Linked DNA regions of Mus musculus: region 2 is linked to region 1. The links are chromatin loops, found by intact Hi-C in ENCODE. Cell type or tissue: gastrocnemius. All regions are shown on one strand.

Region 1 (2,500 bases):
AGTCACATTAATCAGGTCATCAGTGGCCCTGAGAACAGTAAGCCATTCAACGTCATACTCTAAGTACTCAGGAGCACTGGGGTCATGTTCTATCTCTAACACCTAGAGGACAAAATCGGAAATTTTAGGTAATTCATTTATATTTAACAGTCTAATCATTTTAAATTAATTAAATTTTAAAATGTTAACATAAGCAACATCAAAGAATTCCCAAAAACGTAAATTATAAATAGCACAAATAAATTTGGAAGTAGCTAGTTCTTTAAAAATCACTGGAAGAGTAGGACTTTTGTAAAATGACTCCTTTTGTTCTTACCTGAAGGAAGTCTCTGTGTGGCAAGCACTTGTCCAAGGCTAAAAACTTGGTTTCTTTGCCTGCTTGGTCTTTATCTGTGGCCTAGATGATACAAACCACGATGTAAGAATTTTAAAACATCACAACAAGGAATTCATACATTGAATCGAGGAGAAATAATACTTCTTACACATGCTCCCAATTCTATGTTGAAAGAATGACTACCAAGTGAGGAAATAAATAAGAAAGAAGAGAAGAGAAGAGGGGAAGGCAGTCTGCACACACATGGGCAATGATGTGGAAAGCATTAACTACTGCTGGCTGCCGTTTCTTCCATAATTCAGAACAAACACTGAGATGACGATGATGATCACCATGTCGTTAAACACTGACACGCGTGACACAAGTGACTCACACAAACAAATGACAGAAACCCGCTGCTAAACACCTGTACTTTATGATTCTTTTACAGGAATTAATCAGAAGAAGCACAGCTCAAACCGTGCGTGTCTACAGCTAAGGATGCAAAGGTGATTACAAACAGGCACAATAGAGTCTGGGATGTGATGGACACAGTGTCTGTCAGCTAGATGGTCTCGTATGCCCTTAATTCCAACACTCCAGAGGGAGAGGCAGGTGGATCTCTGTGAGTTAGAGGCCAGCCTGGTCTACAGAGTGAGTTCTAGGACAGCCAGGGCTATAGAGAGAAACCTTGTCTCAAAACAAACAAACAAACAAACAAACAAAACCCCAACAACAACAAGAGGCTGAAGAGATGGCTCAGCGGTTAATAGCACTGGCTGCTCTTCTGAAGGTCCTGAGTTCAATTCCCAGTAAACACAATGATGGCTCACAGCTCTCTGTAACGGGATCTGATGCCCTCTTCTGGTGTGTCTGAGGAAATTGACAGTGTACTCACATTTATAAAATAAATAAATTGTTAAAATAAAAAAAATAAGAAAAAAAAAGCTAACAACAAAATTGAACTGTGGGTCAGCAGCTGGAGGTTTCTTTCTGCTTCTAGAGACCTTCTCAGAGGTCTAATGGCCCAAAGGGCACTGTCTTTGTGGAGGTGACACACAATGCTTTCCAAAGCTACTGGAGCAAACCTTCTCTGCACTGGAGGTACAATGCTCCGGAAACAGTTTTATTTGGAAATATCCCAAAGCCTTCCCCCTTTTAAGTTTATGTATTTTTTTAAAATGTAGGAATACTCTGTCTGCATATACACCTACATGCCAGAGGAGGGCACCAAACCCTTTAGAGATGGTGGTAAGCCACCATGTGGTTGCTGTGATTGAATTGAGGACCTCTGGAAGAGCAGCCAGTGTTAACTGCTGAGCCATCCCTCCAAGGCCCTTTCTAACGTGGACCTACTCTAGAAGGAACAGGTGCCCAGGCTCTGTCCAGAAGCAGTTCTGGTTCTGCTCCAGCTGTCTCTGTCTCTACACCTCAGGGACAGGAGCTGGGCTCTGGGACCTTTCAGTCTTCAAACACGTTGGTCCCTCTATTAAAACACTCATAGACTCTATTTCCTCCTGGCACTTTAGATTCAGCTCAACCATGCACTTCACTGGAAATTTTCCCTCTCGAAAACTAGACCAACCCCAGTGTACCAGTCTGAAGCAGCTACCCTCAAGCACCTCAGCCCTGCCCCCACACCCACCCTGCTTGTCATCGCTTGCTCATTTCTCCCCACACTGAGTACTGAGGGAGCAACTCCTAAGACGTAAACTGGGTTCTCTGGTTTTCTGTCCTACCTGATGCTGCATCAGGGCTGCGAACTTGACATGCAGGTGCGCGGAGAACCAGTACGCAGGCTGTAGGTGCTCCAGCAGCTCCGAGGCAGCGGGGCTCCCCAGGGTGCTGTTTTCCACTTCTTGGCGGAAAAAAGATTTGGTCTTAAGAAGCTGCTTCTTATTGCCATAATGATATATATTTCTTGGCCAATCATGAGACAAGAATATATGTACAGGCTGCTTTAACTTTAAGGACAGAAAAACAGAAAGAAAATCCTTAGAAAGAGAGCAACCCAAAACAACTCCCTCCCCAACCATGCACCCCCTCTTGCTTTCTGTGCTAATTCATCCTAGGGATACTTTAAGAAAATTGATAAAAATACTAAGCTTGGGCTGGAGAGCTGGCTCAGCGGTTAAGAGCACTGACTGCCCTTCCAGAGGTCCTGAGTTCAATTCCCAGCAACCA
Region 2 (2,500 bases), 120 kb after region 1:
TAGTGTGTATGAACCTCATCATCCATCAGTGTTGGGGTGTCGGTGGGGTCTCTTGCACATCTCTATGGAATTCCCATTCCTGTACTTTAAGCAAACATTTGCTCAAAGATCCCCCTTATGACCTAGAAGATGGAAGTCTTGAAACACTGGGTTCTGGAAGTAACATTTCAGCCAGCAGTGTTCACCAACTAAGACAGATATGCAGATGCTACTGAGTGACATGTTTGCATACAGTTTGGTGGTGAGGTTGGCGCTTGTATGTTTAGAGGAACTACAGGACACAGTGACAGCTGGTGCCTTTCCATCTGAAAGGCAGCTTGAGCATCCTGGCCCTGGCTTCTTCTGTGGTTAAATTGTTTAAGCTGTTATGTGACTTTTTGCTGAGAGGGAATCTTACCGAAGCAAAATGGAGACGGTCCAAGCCAACCTCGATCCTCATCTTTTGGAAGAGGCTAACCATGGGTTTGCAGGGTCCACACCAGCCCTGGTAGACGTCCACAACTGCCGGAGGCAAGGAACGACAATGCTTATCAGACAGTCACATTCATGGTGACAGTCTGCTCTCATCCCTCTAACCCCTGCAATGGACGTGCTTGTTGGGTAGGTGTAAGCCTAGTGGATTAGGATTGAGCACGAAACATAGCCATCCCTTATTCCAACATGAAAATTTGGATCTGAAATATAATGAAGCAGGTGGGTACGGTGGCTCACAACTGTAATCTCAACCCTTGGGAGGCAGAGGCAGTAAGATCAGGTGGGTGTTCAAGACCCTCCATCCTCAACTACAATCGAGTTTGTTTTACATGAGAACCTGTCTAAAAGGAGAGTGGGGGGTGAGGAAGGAAGAGCTGAAGTGAGTACAGGTGGAAGAAGCAGCAGCTTGTTTTTAAGGTGACCCCTTTACCTTTCGGGGATCAGGCCTGGCACGGAGTGTTACTCGGTGAATATCTGAAGAGAACACAGACTACTCCCAAAGTAGGTCAGTACAGATGACCAGTAGCCTCCAGGTGACTCTTATCCACTGATAATAGCAACTGTGGCTTTTCTCCTGATGCATTAAAAGCCGCCGTTTGCTCTCATGCCGCTCAGACGGCACAGTGGTCAAGAACACTCGCTGCTCTCATAGAGACCCAGGTTCTGATCCCAGAACATACAGGGCAGCTGACAACTGCCTTTACTCCAGTTCCAGGAGATCGGGCGCCCTCTTCTGGTCTCCATGCTTACTGCATGTACATGGTGCTCTGACATACATTCAGTCAAAACACTCGTACACGTATGTTTTCTAAATAACATTTTAAAGCCTCCTGCTTTGGGTAAAGCAGCATTCATTTACTTATCTTTCTCCTAAGAGGTGAACCCGAGAGACTGTCAGAAGGGAACTTGGGTTTCTTTCATGCTGCCCATTCTAGTGGGTGTTGGAGCTGGGTTTGCCACTCCCCCGCCTGGTGATTGGAGCAAACTGTAAAGCCTGTAAGGGACCTGCACAGACTGAGTCAACTCATATGGACCAGAGCCATGCAGGGTCTAGCCTTTGCCATCAGAGGGAACCAGGCAGGGTCTAGCCTTTGCTATCAGAGGGAACCAGGCAAGGTCTAGTCTTTGCGAAAAGAGGGAAGCAGCCTGTGGTGGTTACATTGTAAAGGAGATGTGTGTGTGTGTGTGTGTGTGTGTGTGTGTGTGTGTGTGTGTGTGTTCATTCCTCTAACCTGTCCAGTAAGATGTCTTTGAAGAGCTTTCCACTCTTGAACTACTGAAAGGAGGCTTGGAATAGTCAGTGCTCAGGAAATATTAGCCATGGTCACGTAAGCACCTATCAGGGCAGCTGGCACATAGCAGAGTCTCAAAAAAATAATACATGATGCTTGTCCTTTCACCACTGGTAAAAATGTAATAGTTTGTTTCACCCCAGAGCTGATTTTACCTTCTCAAAGCAGACGCATGGGTACAACTGTTAACCCTTGGCACCATCTAAAGGGTTCATAATCTCTCCGACTGGAGAGTGTGCCAACACACACACACACGCACGCACACGCACGCACACGCACGCACATGCATGCGTGCGCGCGCGCACACACACACACACACTGGATCAACAGGACTAGAAATATTTGGATTCCATTTGGCCCCAGGCTTGGGTCAGTCTGCTGCAGATGCCAGATAGAAAAGTTAACACTGTTGTTTTAGAGTCTGGGGTGACAGACAGGAGGGTGTGCCAAACTGGAAATATGGTGGGGAGCTTGTCAGAGCCTTAGGGGGCTCCCATGGAGGGAAAAGTGGAGGTCAGGAAAGACTTCACATAGATAGGCTACTTTGGAGGTGAGCATTGGAATGAGAACTGTGATTGCCCGTAGAGTAGAACATAGAAACGGAGGGGAAACCTAGGATGTGCTCTGGAAAGCCGTCTCAGCTCAGGACACATCTGTGGAAACAGTAAAGGAAGGGGTTGGAAAGGAGTGGGGTTTTTGAGAGAGGGAGTGCTCTTGAATGCTGAGGAGTCATG

Evidence for each region. Hi-C counts contacts between places; a loop is a spot of excess contacts. Peaks named below come from ENCODE experiments on the same cell type or tissue, not always from the same donor. Only the 100,000 strongest peaks of a DNase experiment are listed, where the experiment ranks them.
Region 2: a loop joins it to region 1, with 9 times the contacts of the local background. A loop is called at or near these places in 19 of 42 quality-filtered maps.

Annotation. Positions count from the first base shown.
Region 1 is chr9:99,579,919-99,582,418 of GRCm38, reverse strand. Dbr1 (debranching RNA lariats 1) reads right to left here. Exons shown (of 8, transcript NM_031403.3): 5 at 2,056-2,280; 6 at 317-397; 7 at 1-102. Among named protein-coding and RNA genes, the nearest start is that of Dbr1, 5.4 kb to the right of the region's middle. In gastrocnemius, a CTCF peak has its summit at 1,527 (motif pointing right); a DNase peak (open chromatin) is centred at 1,584; H3K27ac peaks cover 265 bases.
Region 2 is chr9:99,457,691-99,460,190 of GRCm38, reverse strand. Nme9 (NME/NM23 family member 9) reads right to left here. Exons shown (of 10, transcript NM_001165957.1): 2 at 398-501. Among named protein-coding and RNA genes, the nearest start is that of Nme9, 2.7 kb to the right of the region's middle. In gastrocnemius, a CTCF peak has its summit at 1,213 (motif pointing left); a DNase peak (open chromatin) is centred at 1,201.